Regions from separate parts of the Homo sapiens genome. Here all the other regions are linked to region 3. Evidence: chromatin loops called from intact Hi-C (ENCODE). Cell type or tissue: ascending aorta. All regions are shown on one strand. Links, peaks and the distances in the headings refer to the core of each region. The heading gives the core; the rest is flanking DNA.

Region 1 (3,893 bases), core at 832-3,331, 150 kb after region 3:
AAAGAGCCCCTTAGAATGGCAGGCACTGTTCGCTGATGTGCATTCTGGGGTAAATGACAAGGAGACCGTAAGTCACAGTGCCCCCAGGGCTCCCTGTGTTTATTTACTGAGTTCAGCCAACAGCCTCCGAAGTGATTTAGACGGCCCTCCAGATAAAACTCTGGGAGATTCAAAAGGAGCTTTTACAAACTTAACCTTGCCTGGGTGGTGGGCGCAGGCGGGCGGGAGAAAGCACAGAGGAGGCATCGGAAGGGGCCTGGGGCCTAAGACCACCTCCCGTGACCGCCTCTGAAGTCTAGGGGTGGTTCTTTGAGCATAAGACTGAGGTGTCCGAGGGACAGAGGTACCCTAGGCCCCAGGCCCAGGAACCCAGAGCAAAAACAGCTCCGCAAGTCGCCTGCCCAAGCATGAAGCTGCAGAGAGCATCGGAGGAAAAGAAAAAACACCCAGGCCTTGAGACCAGAGGGAGAAACCATGAAGCAATGGCCGGGTGCGGCAGCTCACACCCATAATCCCAGCACTTCGGGAAGCTGAGGCCAGAGAATTGTTTGAGGCCAGCAGGTTGAGGTTGCAGCGAGCTGTGACTTCACCACTGCATTCCAGCCTGGGTAACAGAGCAAGACTCCATCGCCAAAAAAAAATAAAAATGAAAAGAAAGGAGCAGAAGGCCGGGCATGGTGGCTCACGCCTATAATCCCAGCACTTTGGGAGGCTGAGGCAGGCAGATCGTTTGAGGTCAGGAGTTTGAGACCAGCCTGGCCAACATGGCGAAACCCTTTCTCTACTAAAAATACAAAAATTAGCTGGGCATCGTGGCAGGCACCTGTAATCCCAGCTACTCGGGAGGCTGAGGCAGGAGAATTGCTTGAACCTGGGAGGCAGAGGTTGCAGTGAGCCAAGATCGCGCCATTGCATTCCAGCCTAGGCAACAGAGAAAGACCCCATCTCAAAAAAAAAAAAAAAAAAAAAAAAAAAAAAAAAAAAAGGAGCAGGAAGAGAAGAGACATAAATAGTAGATTTGCTGAATCTGAGGATTCTTTCCCTTTCTGCACTTTCAGGCTGAGATCTCTGAGCTCTGAGAAAAGCCACTTGGAACCTCGCCAGTGGCCTCCACCCTTTTTCAGAGGAGAGCAAACACTGGCGCAGCCTGCACTTGTCCCTCCTTGTCAGGGATTTCTTTGCCCTGGCTTAAAGAACACCCCAGCCTGCACTAATGGGCCTAGGGCGATGCCCACACTTGCAGGGACCCACCACACACCGCCTGTCCTCCTCCTCCAGGCTGCCCCGCAGCCCTTCAGCCATGCAGGATGCTTTCCTGCCTCCACACCTCCACCTAGGCTGTTCCCTCTGTCAAATGCCCTTCCCACACGACTTCCCCCTAAGAAATCCTAATTGTCCCTTAACACTCAGCTCAAAAGTCATTTCCTCCAACGCACCTGGGACAGAAGAGACCACACTCTGCCCACGTTCCCCAGAAACTCCAGAGGGAGCAGGACACGCTTACCCCTGTGAGTCTGAGAGGCGGGGTTGGGTGTTCATCTGTGTGCACTTGGTCCCTGAACACGGCAGGTGCTCCATAAATGTCAGGCCCACTCCCCTAGACATCAAGAGGGCTGCATCCTCCAACAAAGCCCCTCTCAGTGACAAGCGTATCTCAGAGCCCCCACAGTCTCTGACCATAGCAACAGGACCAACATCCCAGTCGAAGCAGGGGTGTCCCAGGCAGCAGGCCAGGACCACGCCGCATGTTCACAGGCTCAGTTATAGCCGTCGACCACGCCACGGCGCCCAACCACGCCACGGAGCCCGACCACGCCTCGACCATGCCACGGCGCCTGAACTTTTATCTCCATTTCTCAGGTGAGGACCTGAGGCTCGGGTGGCCCCGTCACTTTCCTAGGGGCATTGGGCAAGAGGCAGGGACTGTGCACAGCCCAGAGCTGCCGTCTCCGTCTCTCAGAAAAGCAGCCCTGAGTCTCAGCCCTGCCATCCTTTCCCACAGGATTTCCAGGCAGGGCTCAAAGAAGTCCCTTCCTCACTCTAAGACGGGTCCTCAAAGCTCGGATGCAGGACCTGAATAGAGGCCTGCGCTCATTGATTTGATTTGATTTTTCCTTCTAGATAACTGGCTCAAATACCTATTGTTTTCCCTTGATCTTAAGGCAGCATTTTCAGGACAAGCAGGAGAGTCTCTACTTGCCTTCACCTCGGGCCATAAACCAGGGGACAGCACCACCTCCTGGCCGGCAGAGATGTGGCGCCCGCTTGGTGTCCGGCTTGCAGAACCCAGCAGCCGCCTCGGACGTCCTGAGCTGCCAGCCTCTCCAGTCCCAGTTAGCAGAGGAAGTCAATAGGGCACGAGTACCTCGTGCTCGTAAGGAAAGCAGGGTGGGCTGGCCTCACTGGGCTCGGGCAGCAGTGCGAGAGTGCAGGTGCTGCACCGTCAAAGGACAGGCACCACCAGCCTGGCCCATGAGCCAGAGGATGCGGGCTTCCTGCAGCTGGGAGCAAGGAGCACCTTGGAGAGGAGCCCAGGGGAGCTCCAGGAGGAGGATGACCGAGCCAAGGGAGCCCCGTCCATAAGCAAGATTGGGGGGCCACAGGGGAAGAAATTAGAGGTGCAGGGCAGACAAAATCAGAAGCCACAGTCGCTCAGTGCCCTGGGTATGACCTGGCACCGGGACACACCTAGCCAATACGTCCTAAAGAGAAACAGGAGGAGTTGTCAGCAAGGAGGCGTGTGTGCCGGCCGCGCGTGACAGTGTGTGTGTGCTGGGGAAAGACACGGATGAGGTAGGCAGGGGCTGCTGCCCGGAGCTTCCACGGGGTGGGAGAGAGAGCAGGAAGGACACGCAGAAGCACACAGATGATGGGGATGCATCATTTGTTCAATTAAATTTCCAAGCAAATCTCTCCCTGGCACTTCCGATAAATACTGCTGAAGGGCAAGCTAGCGTCCCCCGGAGGTAGAGGTCACTTGAACCTTTCATTCATTCACTAACCTGCTCACTCATTCATTCAGTAAATGTGAACTGCACTTCTGTGCCAGGCCAGGTGTTGCAGTAAGCACTTTATCCGCATCATTGTGTCATTAGATTTGTTTTTTTTTTAGGAGTCTTGCTCTGTCACCCAGGCTGCAGTGCAATGGTGCAATCTCAGCTCACTGCAACCTCCACCTCCTGCGTTCAAGCAATTTTCCTGTCTCAGCCTCCCGAGCAGCTGGGATTACAGGTGCACACCACCACACCTGGCTAATTTTTGTATTTTTAGTAGAGATGGGGTTTCACCATATTGGTCAGGCTGCTCTCGAACTCCTGACCTCAGATGATCCATCCGCCTCAGCCTCCCAAAGTACTGGGATTACAGGCGTGAGCCACCATGCCCAGCCTGTGTTATTAGATCTTCAGCATAACCGCCATGCAATAGGAATGAGATATGAAAAATTGTGTCCCAGATAAGTTAGTTAACTTATCCAAAGTTACACAGCTTCTGAGTAGCAGAGCTGGAATTTGAGCCAAGGTTCAGCCCCAAAGCCAAGATATTAATTGTGCTAAGTTCCATGGTGGCCCTTCACGCAGAAGGTATTTACTGAGCTCCTGTCATGGGGCAGGCAGTTGAGCCAGGCTCAGGGGCTACACCAGGGACCAGAACAGAGCTGCACCTGCTCACACCAAGCAGATGGGCAGAGGTAAGTCGTGGATGCACAAACCAGCAAGAGAAGAGGCACCAAGCAGAGCTGCCTCCACCCCGGCTCGCATCTCACGGCTCTGAGCCTCAGTTTTCTCATCTGGAAAACAGGGATAAAAATAAGCTGGTGTGAAAATTTAAAAAAATCTGATACCCAAGACATAACACCCCTGGTGCCCCTAAATACTTCAATGTGTATTTCCTGA
Region 2 (3,893 bases), core at 832-3,331, 59 kb before region 3:
CTACTTTATTCAAGAGTGTCAAGTAGGGAAAACAAAACAAAACAAAAGCCCTTCAAAGTATATTTTCAGAAGATAATCTACTAAGAGGAGTGTGCGGGGGAGAAGGGCCGGCTCCGGGTAGGACATTCTGAACAAGGACCCCTGAGAACCTAGAGCTTTAATGGAGACAACCAAGAAAAGCCAGGGCTGGGCTGAGGCTCTTCAAGGGACAGGAAACCGGCCGACTCCATCCAAGCCCCCATGGAAATGGCTGCTCAGGGCCCCCCACGTGCAGCGTCTAAGCCACCAACAACACAGGGCCTCCCTGGCACCCCGGACGGTGTGCGAAGCTGCGGTGCAGATCCCGGGCCGTGGGCATCTTGAGCCACCACTGAGAGTGACGCCCTTTGTGTGGCATCTTCTCCAGTTGGAGGAAGGAGATGCCAGCCGGGCCAGTGACTCAGAAGAGGTGCCCTGTCATCTCTGCAGCCAGCCGGCATCTCCACGCAGGCCTTAGCGTGTGAAGGTGAGGGGACCTTCACCTCTACCAAGGCAGAGAACAGTCCCCGTGACCCCAGAGACTGCCCTAGAATCCCCCTCGCCCACAAGTGCAAGGACCCCGTAGCAGAGGGGCAGTGATCCCTGCTATGCCCCCCACAGCCTGGGAGCCACCACCCTGCCTGTTCATGTCCTAGGGACCCAAAGAACTTCCCCCAAACCCAGCCAATTGTATGGACAGTCTTTTGCCTGGCGTGGGGGCCAAGTGGACAATACCACACGGAGGACGGTGCTGAAAATTTCAAAGGAGAACCGTCTGAGGCGGCTTTGGCATTTCTCCTTTTGCTGCATGCAGAATGCGCAGAGCCCTCCATGCTCAAGGCAGGCGCCAAGGGGGGCAAGGTAACGTTCCCTGGAGCCGCAGGCCTGGGGCGTGATTTATTAGCGGTGGCACAGGCCCGGGTGGAGTGCAAGGGAAGGCAAGGCGTTTTCTAGATGTTTAAGGTGGAGGAGAGGGACCAGGACACTTGTTACAAACGCTGACAAGGCCAGCTGCCACGTGGACATTCGGGGACCCAATAACCTAGCGGCCGTCTCCCCCGCCCACCTCTCCGGGTCCTAGGCCACTGCGCCAGTGAATACTCCCCGGGCTCTTGGCTGCTCACATTCTAGTTTTCAACCGTGTTGTGGCTGACACAACCCCACGCCTGGGGCTAGCAGGGAGCTGACAGCTTGGTGAAGGTGAGAGAGCGAGAGAGAGGGTGTACCCGTGGGGGAAGAGAAAACAAGAATGTTCTAGAAGGGAGACAGAGCCCAGTTCCTTGACCCAGAAGGCAGGCGCCATACACTTTTCTCTTTCACTGGTCTTTCCCTAAAATGCCAAAAAAATAAACCAGGGACGACATAAATGTACGTGCAGAAAGAGTTTAGAGATTTCATGCGTGCGCACACCCGACTGCGTTTTATTTTTACTTTATTTATTTGAAACACCAGGTCGTGTCTTCCTCCTAGAGGCCCTTTTTCTGACTGTGTTACCCCTGCTCCCACGGAGCTTCCCTCTTTAATGTAAACGAAGGCATTTCCCAGAGCCTTTTGCTGGAATGTTCTAAAATGCAGCATCGACACATTTCTATTTCGTTTTATTGCAGACTTTATTTTACGGCTCTGAGTGTGTGGGGTGTGTGGAGCCCGGGCCAGGGAGGAGGGTCCGGCTGCGGAGGAGCTCCCTGACGGTGCTGTCGGCCTCAAATAAATCCCAAAAAGTGACGGTCGAGCTGGCGAGAGAATTTGGGAAACCAACAGACAAAATATACAGCACAGCCCGTGGGCCTCCCCTTTACGAGCCACGGAGAGCTTCGGGGCTGGAGGGCCGGGGCCTGCGAGGCCACTCATTAGCGCCTGATGAATTGGACATGGGGCCGATGGCCCTCCTGGGGCAGCCAAATGCTCGAAAACCAAGTTTTATTAACCTAATAAAATGAGAGGGAAAAAAGTCAGGAAAATTTCAGCTGGAAGAATAAATGCAGGAGAGCGCAGTCAGTGAACCGTCTTTGAGTATATTCAGAATTATATGGGAGGCCAGGAGCAGCTCCCAAGAAGACCCTGCGTGCGCCGCTAATGTCTGATTTGGGCAGATCAGCGAGCAAATGCGACAACAGCCCACAGGGATGTGTTACAAATTAGTGCTTTTTCATCTTATTTAACACCAAAGCCAGGGAATGCGAGAGGAAAGTGGCCAAGGCCTGTCTTCCCGGCAACTTGGAGCACAAAAGGGATCCTGCCCCAGCCGTCCGAGGTCGGGGAGGGGAATGTGTCAGCCCCCAGGAATCTCATCCAGCGCCTGCCTTTCAGAAAGTGAAGGATCATGAATTAGAGCAAATAAATCAAGCGCACACAGGCATGAGAGGGTTTCTTTTATACACAAATACCTTCTGGACCCTACACTTTGGAACCAACCAGGGCCTGTGAGCGTCTATTTTAGGACACTGGCTAGTGGGAGCTGCGGCCGCATAGCTCCCGGAGCCGTGAGTGGCCATGTCCCGCAGGCCACTGCTGTGTGGACATAAGAACCCGCTTTGTCCGCGGGACTTTACGAGGCCACCCGCTTACTCACCTTGGACCCCCAGAAAGCAAGAGAGCAATTTATGATCTCTGGATCCCCGGGCAAAGGCGGCTGGAGGCCTGTGTTTGCAGTGTCCCTGCACAGGAAGGGAGGACAGCCCAGTGCCAGACGCGTCGGTGAGAGCACGCGCAGGAGAGGGGCTCTGCCTTCAGTCTGGTTCCTGCGTAGGTGCCCGCCAGCCTCAGTGCTGGCACCGCTGCACGGTCACGGATGTGGCAATGCACCCACAGAATCAACAAGCCCCGGCACCCACAACCGCTGCCTCCTGAGTCCAGCAGAGAAAGGAAAGTCTAGCCCGACCCAATGGGCCAGCACACACCTCCCCACAGGCCGTCCCTTCGTGTACATATGTACATATATGCACTCATATGTTCTATAGACGTCCCCATGTTGTCCTCTGCTCCCTTCCTGAGCCGTGTTCTATCCTCTGGGTGCAGTGCCTCTACCGCAGCCATGTTTCAGGTCCTTGCCGAGCACTGATGGGAATAAGTCGGTCCTCACTTGTGTATTCATCAGGCATCCAACTCCTGGGCTTTTTATGCAGCTCTGAAAGTTGGGACTGTTCCTTTTTTTTTTTAAGTTGCTTTAAAATGTCACCACTACAGGGGATTTTTAGAGTGACAAAACTATTTGTATGATACTCTAGGGCTGGATATTTTTCTTTACATTTTCTTTACATTTGTCCAAACCCATAGAATATTCAACACCAAGAGTCAACCCTGATGCAGACTGTGGACTTTAGTTAATAATAATGTATCCATTTTGGCTTATGGGTTGTAACAAACATAACACGCCAATGCAAGACGAGAATAATAGGGGCATGGGGAGGATTAGAGGGGAACTCTATTTCTGCTCAGTTTTTCTGTAAATGTGAAACTACTCTAAAAAATAAAGTCTAGTAATTTAAAAAATTCACTGCTAAAATGATAGGATTTTTTTTCTTCGCCTGTTCTCTTCCAGTTTGGTATTTCCTGGGAAAAGACTTTCAGAAAGTAGCAACGTTCAAAACAAAACAAAAAACTCGCACCAATGCGCAGCTATTCCTGCCTCCCACCTGAGGCCACTCCGTGCAGGGTCCCATCTCGGAGGACATTTTCTGAGACTGATCTCAGCAAAGACAGGGGTGTTTGGAGCGTCTGCTGCAGTGACGACAATGAAAGCCAAGTTGTTTAAACTGTATTCTCATTCATTTTTATTTGTTACGCTAATGTCCCATGGCGCTGAGTGCAGTGACAAGATCACTTTAAATAAACTGAAATTCTGCTTTCCTTTCGCAGTTGACGCGAACCAATTT
Region 3 (2,500 bases), core at 1-2,500:
GGGGCTCCCTCCAGCCATATGGGCACAGCTGGGGCTTAGGTGGGGTTCAGAGAGGATGGGAGCAGGGAAGGCTCGAAACCTCGTCGGAATAAGGCAGCTGCCCCTCTGCCGAGGAGGAGGAGCCAGGCCCCCCATCCAGACATATCTCCTGCACTTTGAAACCCTGGAGAACCTGGCCACTTTGCCGCTGAAGCGCTGTGCCCTGGGCAGACATTACCAAGAGCTCAGAGCGCAGGTCTCCATCACATGCATCTGGTTTGAATCCCAGCCCTGCTCCCGACTCTGGGGCTTGGAACCAGGCATGAAAACTTTTTGAGCCTCAGTTTTCTTGTCTATGAGGTGGGATGTTGACAATTGGATGCATGTCCTGGAACTGTTTTGATGCTGAGACACATATAACAAACTCAGTCACCAAAAGACTTTGCATAAGAAAGCTCGTAGCACCTTTATCCAGAGCACCCAGAAAATGAAAACAGTCCACATGTGCATCAACCGGTAGGGGCACAGTGACCTGGACACGTTCACAGAATGGAATTCTGCCCAGCAAAGGAAAAGAGCAAGCCCCTGCCATCCCCCAGCCATACAGAGGGACCACCCAGACGTCGCAAGTGAAAGAAGCCCACACGAAATGGATCATGCTGTTAAGAGTCCGTGGATATAAAGCTGAGGATGAAAGTTAGCTGCAAGAGGCCACTGGCTGAGAGGGAGGAGCAGGGAGCCCAAGGGCACTGGGAGTGGGCTGTGTTGCCACCTGGGCATGGTCATGCCAGGACACGTGGGATAACTCACTGAGCCACACTTAACGTGAGTGCTGAGCTACTCCTCAAGAAAAAAGAAAGTCCTGGCAGGTAGTGAGGACTCAGAAGATGGGAGCTTCTAACTTGCCTGCCCCTGGTCCTTGTAGGTGGCCCTCTGCGCCGGCCTGTCAGTCTTTAACCAGCAAACAAACAAGCGCCTGTGAAGGCCCTAGTGATTTTATGCCCCTGGGGATTTGTCGCTTTTCTCTTAAGTTGGGATTTTTCTGTTTGATTCCGTTGTGCCTCTCTGGTTTCGTTATTTTTTTCTTTTGGGAGAAAAAGCAAAGTTGGGGAGTGGGAGGGCAGTGCAGAGAGGAGAGCGGGAGAATTGGGCTGGGGCCAAAGTAACCAGCTGCTTTCCAAGACAAGCCTGTCAGCCTCGCTCCCTGGAATTTCCTCTGCGTGTGCTCGTGGGCTCAATTTTTCCATAAAGTCCCACGTTCCGGCAGGGGACCCAGCAGCCTCCCCAAAGGCCGCTCCGTCGTGGTCAAGGACTGGCTAAGTGGCTGCCTCCCGTTGCAAGACCCCCGGAAGAACCTGGAAATGGTCCTCAGACATGGTGGACTGCGGCTTTAATTTGTACTGGGAATGGGTAGATCCCAGCTCAGCTCAGAGTGAGGCCTGGAACCTTCCCTCCCTTCAGGCCAAAACGCCTCCCCATGGATTCTTTAAACACCACCGTGTTTATCTAGAAGGCCGGCAGGCAGAGGCTCTGCTGAGGCTGACGTTTTGAGTGAACTTGCTTCTCACCTCCCAAGCAGGGGGCTCTCTCTCCCTTCTCCAGAGGTGGGCTTGGCAGGGGGAAGGCGAGAGCCTGGGGGGACCCTGGACTTGCTGCACGGGCGGCCCCAGCCCCAGCTCACTGGCCATCCGGGGAGGGGCACAGCCATCAGGACACGGCCAGCTGGGGCTGGGCTCACTAGGATGCGGGTGGAAGCCCTGGGCCTCCTCTGCTTCAGCCTGGCCGTGCAGCCCAGCCTTGAAACATCCTGTCACAGCATGCTGTAAGCAGGGCATCCAGACCCTTTCTTGCCACTCCATTAGTGCTGAGCCTGGTGATCGTAGTCAGACCTCCAGACCACCAGGTCAGGCCAGGTCCCCACCCCATCACACCTGCATCCCCACCACTGGGCAGCTGCGAGGGCTCCACCTGGCCAGCTGAGCGTTGACGGCTGAATCCTAATGTTACCAACAGGAGACCAGGTGATGTGTGCCTCCTTCACCCAAATGGAAGCTCCCCACAGCACTCCCAGCCTCTGCTTCTCAAGGGCTCCTGGAAACCCCTTCCTTCCTGTTCTGGGGCTTCAGGGCAGGAGGCTGCACAGACTAACTCTCACCGCTCAACTCTGGGTGCGTTGCCGTCATTGGACCATGTGAGACCCTTGCCCGGGGAGGCTTCACAAAGGCCCCTCTCTCCCTGGCCCTGCTCCCAGCCCTGACGGGCAGTATCTTATCCTGCCTCACAAGTTTCCACAGATGTAAAGGTGTTCTTGTGCTATGTTGTGCATATGGATTGCTTAAAACATCTTATTGAGGATAATATTCATACCGAAAAGTACTGGACTCAAAGAGTTGTCACCAACGGAACACAGCCAGAAAATCAGCACCTGGATTGGAAGACCAAGTCTACCCAGCTTCTGAGAACCCCACTGGGGCCCCTTCCACACCCTGCTTCACCAAACAAAGAGGGCTTTTTATTTATC

What was found. Hi-C counts contacts between places; a loop is a spot of excess contacts. Peaks named below come from ENCODE experiments on the same cell type or tissue, not always from the same donor. Only the 100,000 strongest peaks of a DNase experiment are listed, where the experiment ranks them.
Region 1: a loop joins it to region 3, with 4 times the contacts of the local background. A loop is called at or near these places in 2 of 110 quality-filtered maps.
Region 2: it touches region 3 in a loop (2.4-fold over the local background); 2 of 110 quality-filtered maps call a loop at or near these places.

Annotation. Positions count from the first base shown.
Region 1 is chr16:87,276,565-87,280,457 of GRCh38, forward strand. All of the region lies in intron 3 of LOC101928682 (a long non-coding RNA gene), which reads right to left. Among named protein-coding and RNA genes, the nearest start is that of C16orf95, 39 kb to the right of the region's middle. RefSeq lists an enhancer at 2,479-2,984. In ascending aorta, for the core only: a CTCF peak has its summit at 2,240 (motif pointing left); a DNase peak (open chromatin) is centred at 2,247.
Region 2 is chr16:87,066,243-87,070,135 of GRCh38, forward strand. No RefSeq gene overlaps it. Among named protein-coding and RNA genes, the nearest start is that of LINC02181, 10 kb to the left of the region's middle. In ascending aorta, for the core only: no CTCF peak of the experiment used is centred there; a DNase peak (open chromatin) is centred at 2,253; H3K4me3 peaks cover 1,493 bases; H3K27ac peaks cover 2,230 bases.
Region 3 is chr16:87,125,994-87,128,493 of GRCh38, forward strand. No RefSeq gene overlaps it. Among named protein-coding and RNA genes, the nearest start is that of LINC02181, 69 kb to the left of the region's middle. In ascending aorta, for the core only: no CTCF peak of the experiment used is centred there; DNase peaks (open chromatin) are centred at 1,198 and 1,648; H3K4me3 peaks cover 1,844 bases; H3K27ac peaks cover 2,500 bases.